2 separate regions of the Homo sapiens genome follow, and region 2 is linked to region 1. Evidence: chromatin loops called from intact Hi-C (ENCODE). Cell type or tissue: endothelial cell of umbilical vein. All regions are shown on one strand. Links, peaks and the distances in the headings refer to the core of each region. The heading gives the core; the rest is flanking DNA. Region 1 overlaps XPR1 (xenotropic and polytropic retrovirus receptor 1). Region 2 overlaps XPR1 (xenotropic and polytropic retrovirus receptor 1).

Region 1 (8,348 bases), core at 143-8,142:
TATATTCAATTCTGATTACTATATTCTGTATTATAGCTGCTTAAAGATGTACTCCAATCTTATTTCCATTTTTAAATGACTATAATTTTAGCTTATGTTTATCACTTTTTTCAGTTCAATTAAGAAAAAAGTTTCTGCCCATATGTATGTACTACCTGAAGCTTTCATAAAATGAGCACTTGAGACACTGTGTAAAATGTATAGAATCCTGGCCAGGCATGGTAACTGACACCTGTAATCTCAGCATTTTGGGATGCCAAGTTGGGAGGATCACTTAAGGCCTGGAGTTCGAGACTAGCTTGGGCAACATAGTGAGACCTCATCTCTAAAAAATTATTTTTTAATTAGGCAAGTGTCGTGGTACACACCTGTATTTCTAGCTACTTGGGAGGCTGAGGCAGGAGGATCACTTGAGCCCAGGAGTTCAAAGTTACAGTGAGTTATTATTGTACCAATGTACTCCTGCGTGGGCAACAGATTGAGACCCTGTGTCTTTAAAAAAAAAAAAAAAAAGGATTATAGTATCCTTATATTTCTTTTAAAGTGGTTATAGTTGTTAGCATTTCATTTAGTTAAATAAATGAAATTGTGTCTTTTCCAGGAGAGAAGGCAGAAACACATAGTTTATCTGCTCCAGAATTGTTATTTGGTTATAGAACAAAAGGAGTGGGGAAAAGCAGAAATAGATATTTTTTAATGTAAAAACACCAAACTTCTATTTAACTCATGAATTAAAGAGGAAACCAGCCAGTTGTCACTACTGGTTCAAAGGAGAGACAATATATTTTCCACATGATGGTTAGTTAACAAACCTTTACTGTGGAGTAAAGGAATGCTGATATCCATTTACAAATGGACACAAAATTTGCTTTTTCTACTGGAGGTGGGGTGTGGTGGAGGAGTAGAGGGTAAGATGGAATCTGTTGGACCTCCGTCAGACAGAATTTATTTGTGTGCCTATAGACAGAATTATTGGCATTTATCCACAATTTATACAGAATTATAAAATAACTCCAAGACCAGAAAAGGCACAAACTCCATAGAAACATAACCTAGAAAGGTATGGTGTAAACAATGCATAATTTTCCATTTTAGTGCATAGTAATTATTTTTGCTTATTCCAAAGTCTTAACTTTTCCTTACAGCAATAACCTACTACAAGAATGTTTCCAAGGCTGTTGATCAAATGTGTAACAGAAAGGGATTTTTAAAAATAAGCCTAGACACACATACATAAGAAAGATATTGGAAGAGGTTCTGATGATCTGATCTGGGAAGGGGTATCTGATACAGCAGAAGAAAAGTTGCTAAACTCTGTCAAGAAAGGAAGTCCTAAATGGTGTCATTGATGCTTTTATAATCACTGAAGAGGTAACTTTGTTATTGAGGAGCCAGTAAATAAGGATCTATATGGATAATAAATTGAATATAAATAGTTTAATAATGAAATTACTTTCTTGATTACATCAGTCACATCCAGTTTTATTCAACAAACATTTACAAAACATCTTCAATGTATCAGGCACTACTAGATGCTAGGCATACATAGATGAACAAAACATATCTTGCCTTTAAAACCTCCTCTTGGAGCTCACGGTTTGGTAAGGGAAATAGACTAATTACAATAGAACATGGAAGTGCAATAATACTATATTATCAGTATTGTATAGGGTATAAGGTGGTTTCAAAGAGGAAGTGGTTAACTCAGTGAAGGTTTTGAGGAACAGTCAAGTTCTGTGGTTTTTTTTTAATTAAACATTTTGTTTTGAGATAATTGTAGAATCACATGCATGGCAAGAAGTAATGCAGAGAGATCCCATATACCCTTTGCATAGTTTCCCCAGTGGTAACACTTTACAAACATAGTATAATATCACAGCCAGAATATTGACATTCATACAGTCAAGATACAGAACATTTCCATCACCACAAGGATCCCCCCTGTTGCCTTTTTTGCACAGTATTCCCCCGACCCTATCCATACCTTCACTTTCTGCAGTTTTACTTATCGGTGGTCAACCACAGTCTGAAAACTTTATGCTATTTTGAGAGAGAAAGAGACCACAGTCACATAACTCTTATGGTTTTCGTTTTGTTTTTTGAGACAGGGTCTCACTCTGTCACCCAGGCAGGAGTGCAATGGTGTAATCTCAGCTCACTGCAGCCTTGACCTCTTGGGCTCATGCAGCCCTCTCACCTCAGCCTCCTGAGTAGCTAGGACTACAGGTGTGCGCCACCACACTGGTTTAATTTTGTTTATTTTTTGTAAAGGTGAGGTCTCCAACTCCTGGACTGAAGCAATCCTCTCACTTCGGCCTCCCAAAATGTTGGGATTACAGGCGTGAGCCACCACGTCCAGCCTTCCACATAACTTATTACAGTATATTATGATTGTTCTGCTTTATTATTATTGCTAGTCTCTTGCTGTGCTTAATTTATAGATTAAACTTTATCATAGCAGTACTATCCATGGTTTCAGGCACCAACTGGGGGTTTTGGAATGTATCCCCCACAGATTGCAATGGTGCAATCTCAGCTTACTGCAGCCTCCACCCGTTGGGTTCAAGCACTTCTCATGCCTCAGCCTCCCAAGTAGCTGGAATTACAGGCGCACACCAAGCCCAGTTAATTTTTGTATTTTTAGGAGAGACGGGTATTCGCCACGTTAGCCAAGCTGGTCTTGAACTCCTGACCTCAAGTTTTCCACCCGCCTCGGCCTCCCAAATTACTGGGATTATAGGCATGAGCCACTGCCACTGCGCCTGGCTTCTTTTCATTTTTTAAATTCAACCTATTTTCTTTCTTGTTCAGGTTAGGAAATTTCTATTCTATCTTTCAGTTGCCAGTTCTTTCCTCTGTCCCTTCTATTATTCTGTTAACAGTGAGTTTTATTTCAGTTATTGTATTTTTGGCTTCTAATATTTCTATTTGGTTCTTCTTTGTGTTTCCTGTATCTTTGGTGAGACTGTTTCTTTGCTAAGGCATTTTTATCATAGCTGCTGTGAGATCTTTGTCCAGTAATTCCAACATCTCTATCATCTCAGTTTTGACATCTTTGATTGTCTTTTCATTAAGTTTGAGATCTTCCTTGTTCTTTGTATGACTAGTGATTTTTTTAATTGAAAACTGGACAGTTTGGGTATTTTGTTATTAGACTATAGACACACACACACACACACACACACACACACACACACACACACCCTACCTCTTAATTATCCTTTGGATTGAGAACATTTCCTGCTTTTGCATGGTATTGCTAGCTGCTAACTGAGAGCTTTGGCAGCCTTACCTTCTGTGGCACAAATAATAGTGCATTCATGTGGTTTTTTTTTTTTTTTTTTTGTATTTTGTTGTATTTTGTTCGTTTTTCTTGAAATCAGTGGGAATTATCTGTGGTGATATTACACACAATTTTTTTAATGTCTCATAAGTGTAATACAGTTAAAACAGCTATAGGAATCATTAGGCATGCAGAAAGCAGCAACTTTTAAACATCATTGTGACACTCATTGAATTAAAAGCAGCTGTGTTTTGTTGTAAAGGAAAAAAATGATGTCTACAAAATGTTAGAACAATGCCGTTAAAGGTTGTATCTAAAAGGCAAGGAAAGTTTAATAGGGGTTTTGCTTTATCTATTTTTAGCTCTCAGGAACTTATCCTCATATAAGTCTGTTGCTTAACTTTTTCACATTCAACTTATTAACAAAAGACCATGAGATTGGCAGAGGAAGCAAAAGGAAAGCTTTATTTCCTGTAAAGGATTACAATCTGCAGGTCAGGAAACTAAGCTTCCAGCCAAAACCAAATACATAGGCTTCAGTTACAAAGGGGAGAGGTTGGAATTTATCCCCAGTGGGGTTAGCTCCGCATACATATTTAGCAGGTTATAGGAGAATTTATGAATATTTATGAGGGAAACCAAATGTGTGGTGAGTAAACATATATGTTACATATGTCCCATGTTCACTTCGGAGTAGGCAGTTAACATTAAAGTGAAGTGAAATTCGGCTCTTTGTGTCAAAAGGTGAAACACAGAGCAGAGCACAGAGGCATCTTGTGCTCAGTCTCTGTGGACCAGCCAGAACGAGTCTGTGATCAGCAGTCATTTATCAAAAAGGAATGCTTTGTAAGGCTAGTCACCTATCGTGGCAAAAGCACGATAAGGGAGGGGAGTTTGGCCACAGTGTCAGATGGTCTGTTGAGGTTGGGGAAGAAATCTTGCACACATTGTTTTTAGGGACTGGTTTCTGTTTAATTATAGGAAAGAAAGTCTTGGCGGCTGATAATGAGATAAGGGAATGTGGAGGTGTGACTGACCTCCTGCCTTTGTCAAAGCCTTAGAATCTGGTTTTAAAGTTTTCTGTTTGCCACAGCTGTCCATTTCATTTTGCCTGGAGGGCCTAGGAGCTACAAACTTAATAGGTGTTTTCAGGGACACATTATATGTGTAGGCTGCCCAGAGACTATGTTGCCTTTCCCAAGTATTTGTTGGAAGGTAAAGCATTGTGCAGAAAATACAAAAATGAGTGAAACATAGCCTCAATTCAGTTTGGCAAATATTAATTAAGCCCCTACTATGTCCAGCATGGTACATGGGCCCTAGAAAAATGCTGATGTGAGATCTTTCTGTGAAAGACATTACAATTTAATGGAAAAGACAAATATATATTCAATTTGCTCTACTCTAAAGTTAAATTCTTTTCACAATGCTAGATAGAATACAATATTACAGGAAAGAAAAAAATTGTGTATATACAGAATGAAAGACAGTATAAGCACAAGCAAAATGTTTTGTGAAAAGAATGTCATAGGAAGGAGAGATTAACTTTTTTCTAAACTTTAATGTATTTTGTCCTTTGTTAACATATTATTAAATTTTTTATCTCAAAAATGTTAACTTGAAAAGGGGTTTTTACAGCTGGGCACAGTGGCTCACACCTGTAATCCCAGCACTTTGGGAGGCCCAGGAGGGCAGATTATGAGGTCAGGAGATCGAGACCAGCCTGGCCAACATGGTGAAACCTCGTCTCTACTAAAAATACAAAAATTAGCCGGGTGTGGTGGTGTGTGCCTGTAGTCCCAGCTATTTGGGAGGCTGAGGCAGAAGAATCACTTAACCCAGGAGGTAGAGGTTGCAATGAGCCGAGATCATGCCACTGCTCTCCAGCCTGGCGACAGAGTGAGACTGTGTCTCAAAAAAAAAAAAAAAGTGGGGGGAGGGGGGACGGTTTTACTATAACTTTCATTGCTTTTCTCAGCTCCTAACTCAGCCTTTTCCTCTTTATTCTTACAGACCACCTTGTCTCCTACTAGCTTAAGAAAATTGAGGCTATCAGGAATCATTTTCCTTCAGCTACCTTCTCCCTACATGCTTATTTAATCTAAACCCCTTTTTACTGTATTTTCCCCAGTCTAAAGTAACAAGGTGTCCTTCCTCCTGTGCACTGCTCTCATTTCCCCTTGTCCCAGGATCTAGCTCTGGCAGTTGTCCCTTGTTTTTCCCAAATCTTCAAACTGTTTGTCATTACTGGCTCCTTCCTTCTAGCCTATGTACATGCTTAAGAGTCCCCTACTCTAAAAAGATTTCCCTTACCTCATTAAGCCATCTGGTCTAGTCTTTTTTCCTTTTCTCTATCCTGCATCTCAAAACAGTAATCTATCTATTCTTATTCTTACTGTCTCCATTCCTATAACCACAATAACTCTATAGTAATTAACACATATTTAGAAACCTTGAAATGTAAACAAACATAGAATTAGAATTTAAATTTTTTAAGAGATAAAGAGAAGCTCTGTAACATTTCAGAGAGTTCTCATCTCTTTGAGTCTTTGGTATTAAAAAAAAAAACTGGAAATAAACTCAACCAAGTGTAGTCAAACACAGTGTGATTCCCCTTATAGATGGAAGACTTATCTCTCATTGTAGCCTGTCCTTTTCATAGAAAGAGCTTCTAAATTATTTTGATGGTTGCAACCACTGTCTGTGTGACTCCCCAGTCTGTATCTGAAGCTTTTTAGTTTTTTCCAGTTGTTTTCTGGGCTTCCTCCACCTCGATGTTTCGTAAGTACCTTAAAGTCAACACGTCAAAAAATAAACTCATTTTTTTTCCTAAGCATGCTTCAAGCCCCATGTTCTCTAACCTAGTTTATGGCACCATGCCACTCACCCAGGTTAAAAACTAGGAGTTATTTTTGACTGTATCCTTCATCTCACCTTCAAAATTTACCAAGTCCTGCCAATTTTAGTTCCCAAGTATTTCTTAATTTTTGCCTTACCTCTCTGTTCCTTAAACTTATACTCAATTCTAGTCCTCATTGTTTCTCACTGGGCTGTTGCCACAGCCATATTAATACACTGCTTTCAATCTTTACACCTCAAACTCATCTCCCCAAAGATACCTAGAGCTGCACTGTTGCATAATTTAACTACCAGCTACATCAGTCTGTTGAGCATTTGAAGTGTGCCTAATCTAAATCGAAATGTGCCGTAAGTATAACATACAAACTGGATCTTGAAGACTTAGTTTGAAACAAAAAACTGTGAAGGATATCAATTTTATTTTGACTATATATTAAATGTAAAAGTGATAACATTTTAGGTATAGATTACATAAAATATATTATTAATTTTACCTGTTTCCACCTTTTTGAATATGGTTACTAGAAATTTTATTATTACATATACTCTTTCTCCACCTTCACATGAAAATGTGGCTGGTTCCTTGTCAGTACCCAAGTCCCAACTTAAGAAACCTTCTCTGCCTGAACGCTGTTTCTGCCTGAATACTGTCTGAAGGAATTTTGTCTTATCATCCTGTTCTGTTTTCTTCATGGTATTTTTCACTGTGTGAAATCATCATCTTTACTTATATATCTGATCATTGTCTACCCCTACGAAATAGGAGGCTTTACTGAGGCAGGAAATTTGTCTGACCATTAGTAAATAAGATTCACTGTTGTGTACCTGGTACCTAGAATAATATCTGGCATGTGCAGGTACTCTTTATTGAATGAATGGTTTCTATTCTGCTTGAAATGGTTCTCTCTGCCCCATAAACTTGTTTAACTCAAGTCCTTTCATGATTCAGCTCAAGTAGTACCTCCTTCAGGAAGATTTTCCTGGCTATTTCCCCTCCTGGCTTATTGATTCCTTTTCTATGCACAGTTCCAGAACTGTACCTATACATTGTGTTTTTGACTAAATTCTCTCTCCTCTTTTAGACTTGGCCCTTAGTAGTTCTTCAGTATATTCTCATTCCCTAGAATGTACCTAGTTAGGTTACCCAGTAGACATTCAGTATTTGTTTGCTGAATATACAAGCAAGCAGATGTTTTTTTGGAGTTAGTCTTTAGTATTCTAGTTATACAATAAATAATGCAGGTTATAGTATATACTCAGTAGTAAACAGTTCTTGAATTAGTAAAGGAATTCCTATGTACTATTTTTATTATAAAAACAATATAGTGGCCGGGTGTGGTGGCTCACACCTGTAATCCCAGCACTTTGATAGGCCGAGGCAGGCAGATCACCTGAGGTTGGGAGTTTGAGACCAGCCTGGCCAACATGGAGAAACCCTGTCTCTACTAAAAATACAAAATTAGCCGGGCGTGGTGGCGCATGCCTGCAGTCCCAGCTACTCAGGAAGCTGAGGCAGGAGAATCGCTTGAACCAGGAGGTGGAGGTTGCGGTGAGCCTAGATTGCACCATTGCACTCCAGTGTGGGCAACAAGAGTGAAACTCCATCTCAAAACAAAAACAAACAAAAAATATAGCAAAATTAAAGTCTTACTTAAATCATTTGTATAACCACCCTAATAACAATTATTTTCCTCAGCCCACTTTCTTCCTTAATCTTACTTCCCTCATCTGAGATAACCACTTCTGTTTTTTTCCCATAAACATAATTTTATATACAGTATGAAATAAGCAATAATATGTGTAATAACTTTTAAATTCTATTTTCCCACACTATGTTAGAAATTTTGTAATGTTACTTCATGGTTTTATGAAACTACTTTTTTCGTTTTAAAGTTGAGATGGACTTAGAGAAGCAATGCTGTCTAGTACAAAATGTTCCTTAGATGAGGATTCCTCATTCTGGTTCCCCCATTTAGCCTTAGGCCCTATGAGTTCCTTTTTTGTCTCAATCATTTTAAGAATGTGAATTTTCTGTAACCACAAAGCTTGGAAGAGGCAGTCTATATTCAAACCCAGGTCTCCTAACTTTAAATCTAGTTATCTTTCCATTTATTAACTATCTCCCTCAACTTCAGTTTCCTTAACTATAAAATGGGAATAATAATGTCTGTCTTGTCTGCCCTAAGGATAAAGATGATAATCACCT
Region 2 (8,348 bases), core at 163-8,162, 62 kb before region 1:
TTTCATGACTTTACTAATTTGTTTTTCGGATGATTTTTTTCCTGGCTTGTCCACAACTTCTGGAAGCATCTTACTCAGATATCCTTTTTCAGCATCTTACTCAGATATCCTTTTTCAGCAGCCCCTTCAACTAGAGGCTGATCATTCTCTTTTATAGAGTATTGGGAGACAGGAGATGGAAAAAGGTAAAAAGAGTCAGTGAGAAACAGCTGCCAGAAGACAAGAGACTGAGTCCAGCATTCTCTTAGCTATCATTGTTCTTCCAAATCAGTATTTCTGTGTATTTCTATAAAAATGAATCTTCTTCTAAGCATCAGTATTGTTCTATTTCTGCCACTCCTATTTGTTAGCATCTACTGACCTCTTGGTTGCTCACTGTGAACTTAGACTCCTGGCTCCCAGTCTGAATAAATCTCTATCTTAATTTTTCATATCATGCTGGATGACTTCATTGTCCTTGTGGACAGTCATTTTCAGTTACACTGTACTTTAGCCCCATACACACATAGCCATACCCATCACCCAGAATTCCTCTCCTCTAAAATACTAAAACCTAATACGAGTCTATGACCATGTCTCCTAGCCTTTTAGCTTTTTACTCCCCTACTCCTTTAACATCTGTTTTTCCATCTCACAGAGCTCTAGTTTCTTGACTCTCCCATTTTATTTCAGTTTATCATACATGTCTTAGAATTATTTCCTACTCTTTTTTTGTCTTCTTTTTTCCTTTTTTTTTGGAGAATGGGGTCTTGCTATGTTGCCCAGGCAGGTCTTGAATTCCTGGGCTCAAGCTGTCTTCTTGCCTCTGTCTTCCTAAGTGCTAGCATTATAGACATGGCCACCACACCCAGCCAGAATTATTTTCTTCTCCATCAATCATTTTAACCATTTTGACCCCTGTGTTTTTAATCCCTTTACCCTCATTGCCTTATGTTGCATCTGCCTAGTAAAACTCAACCAATTCATCCTTTACCTTCTTCATGCCTACCCCAGAGGCTGCGTAGGACAACAGCAGAATAAATTGGAACCACTGTAAATTTGTTGTTGCACCTGTAACTGTGCCCTCAAAGCTTCCTGTGGGTCCTAATCAATATCATTTTTCATGCTCCAAAGTGCTTTTGTAAACCTTATATCATTCTCCAGAATTCTCTAACCCCACCATCTTCCCTGTCATGCTCATTATACCCCCAGCTTTACAAATAAAAATAAAGGCCATCAGCTTCTGTTGATGTATAATACCATGCAGATATATGGTATTATATCTGCATCTCTCTCCCAAATGCCTATAGACATTCTCATCCTTATTTATTTTCCTCCAATCTTTGTAGAAGAGATATCCCTCTTTATTCCACGGGAGATCTTTACGACTACTGACTAAATTTCAACTCTTCAAGACCTTGCTCCAGTAATTATTTCCTCTAAGAATTATTAAATAAATATATTTAACTTCCCTTTATACCAATTCAATCTCCTTAGCAAGTCATTCCCTTCAAAAAAAAAATGAGCAAGCAAATTTCTTAACTTTATATCCTCCCCCTCATCTTTCATTTGTAGCTGGGCTTTTTCCTTAGGCAGAGGGAACAGTTTATATACAAGCAAGAGCCATGAAAGAACATGGCATATATGCATGTCTCTTTCACCAGGATACAGGCACCTAGAAGACAGAGACAAAATATACATTTTCTTTTTTTTGAGACGGAGTCTCACTCTGTCGCCCAGGCTGGAGTGCAGTGGTGCGATCTTGGCTCACTGCAAACTCTGCCTCCCGGGTTCACGTCATTCTCCTGCCTCAGCCTCCCGAGTAGCTGGGACTACAGGCACCCACCACCATGCCCAGCTAATTTTTTTTATATTTTTAGTAGAGACGGGGTTTCACCGTGTTAACCAGGGTGGTCTTGATCTCCTGACCTCGTGATCCGCCTGCCTCAGCCTCCCAAAGTGCTGGGATTGCAGGTGTGAGCCACTGTGCACAGCCAAAATATAAATATTATTTAAAGCCATGCAAACAGGTAGATTTTCTGTATGGGAAAAATATACAGAAAGGATTTCAGTGTTCTCAAGAAGAAAGATAATTTCTATAATTAGGAGATAGAAAGATAAAGAGGAACCAGCAATGTAGACAGAGAAGACCATATAGCAGGAGGAGGAGGAGGAAACTAAAAGAGGAGGGCATTTGCAGTGAAACAAATGTCTAGATTGAGAAAGCGTATTGGAAATGATGTAAGGCTGTAGACTATGAATATATAAAATCAAGTTTATTAGCTTTTTTCTTTTACTATGACATTTTTTGAAAAAGAAGGATCTCTAAGCTCAATTCTAAATGGATGATTTGTATCACAAAGAATAGAAAATGCTTCTTTGTTTATGAAGAAAAATATCTACTCTTGGTAGTAGATACTTTGTTTTTTTTGTTTGTTTGTTTTTGAGACAGGATCTCACTCTGTTGTCCAGGCTGGAGTGCAGTGTCATGATCTCGGCTCACTGCAACCTCTGCCTCCCAGGTTCAAGTGATCCTCCTGCCTCAGCCTCCAGCATAGCTGGTACTACAGGCATGCACCACCACACCTGGCTAATTTTTTATTTTTATTTTTGGTAGAGATGGGGTTTCACCATGTTGGCCAGGGTGGTCTCGAACTCCTGACCTCAGGTGATTCACCCACCTTGGTCTCCCAAAGTGCTTGGATTACAGACATGTAGATACTTTATTTTGAGTTATAGTAAAAAAAAATGTACATTATGACCCAGCACACATATACAGATAAATGTTTGTTTTATATATGTTTGTATGCATCTATATGTGTGTGACTACACAATATATTTAAATAATTTAAGATATTTTTTCATGAAACAGTACATCTTTAGTACTTGTAGTATATTGTTTTCTATATTTTTCTATTCTATTTGATTTTTTAAATGCTAATTATGATCCACTAAATTGGTTTTATGACCTCATATTGGGTTGCAACCTTCAGTTTGAAACATGATTTCTTTAAGTTAGGTCGCTTCTCAAAAATAATTTTAGGCTAGCTACTATTAAAAATTTTGGTGCTGTAATTTGATGACTTCCTGTTTTGTGTGTGTATTGGCAGGGCCAGTGAGGCACGTCTCTTGATGTCCTCACTGGTACAAATTGGTAGTCTCTAGAGTGACTCCTGCCAGATCAGGAAGTGGTAGGTAATACGAAGAAATGATTCACAGAAATAGAATTTGTTTCTGGTCCTCAACAGTATCTTTTTTCCCTCATTTAGCCACCTTCTCCCCAGAAGATTGTAGACTGCAGTTGTCAGACACTAGGGCACAAGAAAAACTATAAACAATATGGGGTGAGTTGAGCTTAATAACTCACCTCCACCCACTTATATCTCACACATTAAATAGCTAAAAATGCTCCATTTTTAAGTGAGATATTTTTGACTAAAACCTTTCAATGTCCCTAAACAAATTGCTATATTTTATTTTGTCTGTTTCTAGTCATATCAAAAAGGCCAAACAATCAAAATATAGCATGAATGCTGCTAAAATTTGGAATTTTTTTCTTGCCGATGCTATTTACTGTTTAACCTTCCTAGGCTTCCACACACTTGCTTATAAAACAAACAGATTGATTCCCAACCCTCTAGGGTTCCACATGTTAGGATCAGAAGCTATTTTCAATATTCAGAAAACCTGATGTAAGTTACTTTGTTAGTCTTTATTGTTTATTATGTATCTTTGGTTAAAAAATTGACATTTATTTAGATTTATAGATAAAATCAGTATTTGAAGATCATAGGAAGAGAAGGGAATTGTGAAAGGGAGGGGTCCTTTGTGGTAAAAACATTGCTAATCCCTAACCTAGAAGTCTCTTAGTTCTCTTCTGTCACTAAAAATGGTATCAATCATGAAGGCTATACCGTTAGAAACCTTTTTTTTTGTGGTGATCAGTAATGTCTTTTTCCAGTGGACAAGTGATCCAACTGATCACTTTTTTCAAACCAGTTTGCCTTTTCTCTTTATTCAAAATACTTAGTTTCTAAACAGTGTTTATTTGCCTAATGTTAAAAAAAAAGTCAGAATATATGTGTTGCTTCTAATATTTCACAAAACAGTCAAGCCTTTTTTATTGGCTGGAATTTTGAAATAGCTAAGTGCTTTTTCTTTGTTTTTGAATAACTTCTTTTTTTTCTGGGTGACTTTTTTGACTTCGGTTACATTGGGAAGTCATAGCAGTGTTACATCCTTTTTCTTTACTAAAAAGGAAGGAAAGGAGGGAGAGAGGGAAGAAGGAAGGTAATTGCATTGGTGTTTTATTAGTAGGATCTTGCCTGTAGAATATTTTCTTGTTTCATATAAATGCAAGACCGATTAGATAATAGTTACTAAGAGCTATTCTTATTATATAGTTATTCCTGTTATTCCTGTAATCCTGTTTTACAATGTCTTGCTGTATGTTTTTATTATTGATTTATATTGTTTTTATACAAGAGGAATTTGAGGCACTGAATATTGTTATACCACTAAATGTGTGCAATGAATCATGAGAATCTTTTACACTGAAATAGTAAATGTTCATTTTACAAATGATACATGTGTCTAGTATGCATGTATTTAAACTATGACTTAATGGCTGGTTTTGTTCTTTGCTCATGTGTGTGTTAAAATGTAGATTAAGTAGGTATTTTTAATGAGAGTGGTCATAGGTTGGTATATTGTTTTAAATTCCCATGTGTTAACGTATCTTCCTGTGTCATGATTCTCTTGAGTTCATTACAGTAGAATCAGTTACTTAAGAACTGTTTAAAGGAGCAGGGAGGGTAGTAGGGGAAGTGAAATTAAAGCAGCCACTCTTGCTTGCTTTGTTGTTAATACATCTGAAGGAAATTACAATTACAATATTTATATTGTCCACAATAAATTTTCCTTTCTTTATTTTGTTAAAAAAAAGTGTTTTATAAGCATCTATTAAAAACAAGCCACGTGAAAACCACCCTCATTTTCTTTCTCTCCTTTTTTTCTCTTTCCTTCCTTCCTTCTGTCTCTCTCCTATTTTTCCTTTTTTCTTTCTGAGACTGAAAGAAAGGATGAGGAATGTCTATGGTCATGAGTAACACAATTTCCAAATGGCATCTTCACAAACAAACACAATATCATGTAAATAATGGGTTTTTTTTAAATTGTAGGTCACAACCCAATAAATTGGTCAGAAAATGAAAATATAGTTACGTGTCACTTAATGACAGGGATAATTCTGAGAAATGCGTCATGAGGTGATTTCATTTTGGGAACATCATGTGTACTTACACAAACCTAGATGGTATATCCTATTACACATGTAGCATATATAGTATAGCCTGTTGCTCCTAGGCTACAAAACTGTCCAGCATGTTACTACAGAGAATACTGTAGGCAATTGTAAAACAATGGTAAATATTTATGTATCTAAATATAGAAAAGGTACAGTAAAAATAAAGTATTATATCTTATGGGACTACTGTTGTACATGCTGTCAGTCGTTGACCAGAACGTTGTTCTGTGGCACTACGACTGTACGTGGGTCATCACAGGCATTTTTTAAAAAATATAGATAGAATATAGTAGAATAGAAAGTATCACAGTGTTATTTACTAAATACACCTGTTGTGTGTATTTACAAATTACATGTACTTTTTAAAGTTTATGTGCAATATGACATTTAGTATTTTACAGTTATGCAAAGTACTGTGAAAACTGACATGAAGAAGCCTTGAATTTACTTGGAGGAAGAAAGTGGGATTGAGGAAAAGCCTTTAGAAGAAGTGAAATTTAAATTGGGTCTTTGAAAATGTGTAGGCATTAGCCAAATGCTCTTAAGGGAGGTTGTTTGGGGATGGCTGTAGGGAGAGGTGGGATTTAGTGCTCCAGAGCAAGGGAAAAAATCTATCCAGATGCACAGTGGTGTTAAAGTACATGACATATTTGGGGATGAAGACAATAACAAATAGTCTTTTGAGGCTGAAGTTGTAAGATATTAAGGAGTGAGTTGCTGGTTAGAGAGAAAAGTGGAAAAATTAGATGTTTTATTCACATACAGATTTCAGACTTTGGTATTTGAGGTACACAGTTTCAAGTAGTAAGAATTCCAGATAAAAGATAAAAGCAGTATAAAAAATGCATGTAATGTAACAAAGTTAACTATCTTGAATCATCTGTGATGGGTCAACATTCTCATAAACTTACTTTATATTTTGAATAACACCAAGGTCCATAAATTGAATTAGCAAGATGGTAATATTGTAAGACAGGTAAACAAATAATAAAAATATTCTAAGACACTAATTTGATTTTAGAAAGAGTTATTCTTCAATTGCATAACAACATAACAGCTTTGCCATTCTGAAGATAGCTTGTAGTTCTTGAAATAACTTTTTCTAAAAGTAAAAGAACGATGAATTTGGTGAAAGCAAAATATATTGCTAACCCTTATTCTAGCTCTTTGAGGGATACATAGGTGCTTTGAAAATTCTTGAATGGTTATTGGAAATTTTTATCAAATATTTAGTATGAGAGCTTATGGCGTTAACATATTATTAAAATAATAATATTTGTTCTCATATTCAGGTCACTTGATTTACTGGCATAAGTAGAAATTGTAGTTTATTGGCAAAATAGTCTGTTTTCATCAATATTATAAAATTGCTTAGAAATACTGTGTGTAATATTTTTTCAGATAGCTTCTAAGTTGTTAGGACATAAATACTTAAGTTGTTTGAACCTGACTACTTAATAAATAGAAACATTAGGTATTTCTTTTGTCCTAGAAGCATCATGAAAGTATTACTGAGACACAAAGTATGCCGTGAACCAAGAAAGAACTTAGAAGTTCTACACTGTTTTTGGTCTTGAGGATAAGACAGACACATTTGCAATAGAAATGTTTAACATATGTAAAAAGAGCCCTGAGATTCATTCATTCACTCATTCACTTATTTATTTATTTATTTTGAGACGGAGTCTTGCTTTGTCACCCAGGCTGGAATGTGGTGGTGCGATCTCAGCTCACTGCAACCTCTGCCTCCCAGGTTCAAGCAATTTTCTGCCTCAGCCTCCTGAGTAGCTGAGATTACAGGTGCCCACCAGCACACCTGGCTAATTTTTTTGTATTTTTAGTAGAGACGAGGTTTCACCATCTTGACTAGGCTGGTCTTAAACCTCCTGACCTCGTGATCCACTCACCTCGGCCTCCAAAAGTGCTGGGATTACAGGCGTGAGCGACTGCGCCTGGCCTCATTTTTATTTTTGTAAGTGTATTTGTAGATTTTCATCATAGATCAAAGTATACACTTTTATATATACACACACACACACTTTTCCAGGTTCTGTGCAGTCCCATGTGTTTGAGCTTTCTGGCGATCTGGCTCTAGAAAACTGAAGTGTCATTGCAAAATAGATTGGGATACTTGGTGTCAAAAGCAGTATTTCTTATTCTTTTTAAACCTATACCCCTTTGATAGATATGAAAATCTCATACCATAGCTGTAGTAATATTGAATATGATTTTTTCAAACTACATATGGTTTATATTCCCCTACCCCCACCTACGGATTCTCATAGGCTCCTCTACATAGTTATGCCCTTAAGGAAGAGAGTCATTACTTTAAAGAAAGTAGCAAAATACACCTGAAATGTTGATTTCTTCATCATTTCTATATGGGAATGTAGGCTACTAGAGAGAACTTTTACCTATTTATTCATTCAGCAAACATGGATTGAGTATACTGTATGCAAGCTCTTTATGGTACAAAGATAATGATGATAGGCCACGCAAAAACTTGTATGAGAGTGTTAACAGCAGCATTATTTACATAGTTTAAAAAACTAGAAACAATTCAAATGTCTGCAGACTGAAGATATTTAAACAAAATATAATCGCTTCTCGGCCTTTTGGCTAAGATCAAGTGTAAACAAAATATATATCCACAGAATGAAATACTATTTGGCAATAAAAGGAACTCAGTATAACAGACTTACATTATGATACAAAATGGATGAAACTCAAAATCATCCTGCTAAGTTAAAGAACCCAAACACAAAAGATTATATATTGTATGATTCTTTTACATGAAATGTTCAGAAAAGGCAAATCAGCAGAGACAGAATACAGATCAGTGTTTGCCTGGGGTAGGGGGTGGAAGTGGGGATTGACAGCTAATGGCCATGATGGAAGTATAGGAGGTGACAGAAATGTTCTAAAATTGGATTTTTATGATGATTGCACAACTCTATAAATTTACTGAAAGTCAATGAATTGCATGTTTACAGTAGATGAATCCTATGGTAGGTAAGTTATACCTCAAACAAATTATTTAAAATAAATTTTCATTATAAAAAAA

Evidence for each region. Hi-C counts contacts between places; a loop is a spot of excess contacts. Peaks named below come from ENCODE experiments on the same cell type or tissue, not always from the same donor. Only the 100,000 strongest peaks of a DNase experiment are listed, where the experiment ranks them.
Region 2: it touches region 1 in a loop (2.1-fold over the local background); 5 of 110 quality-filtered maps call a loop at or near these places.

The regions. Positions count from the first base shown.
Region 1 is chr1:180,850,466-180,858,813 of GRCh38, forward strand. All of the region lies in intron 11 of XPR1 (xenotropic and polytropic retrovirus receptor 1), which reads left to right. LOC124904464 (a long non-coding RNA gene) reads right to left here. Exons shown (of 2, transcript XR_007066760.1): 2 at 1,423-8,348. Among named protein-coding and RNA genes, the nearest start is that of LINC02816, 52 kb to the right of the region's middle. In endothelial cell of umbilical vein, for the core only: no CTCF peak of the experiment used is centred there; a DNase peak (open chromatin) is centred at 3,776; H3K27ac peaks cover 573 bases.
Region 2 is chr1:180,788,866-180,797,213 of GRCh38, forward strand. The region is part of intron 3 of XPR1 (xenotropic and polytropic retrovirus receptor 1); the gene reads left to right. Among named protein-coding and RNA genes, the nearest start is that of LINC02816, 110 kb to the right of the region's middle. In endothelial cell of umbilical vein, for the core only: no CTCF peak of the experiment used is centred there; no DNase peak of the experiment used is centred there.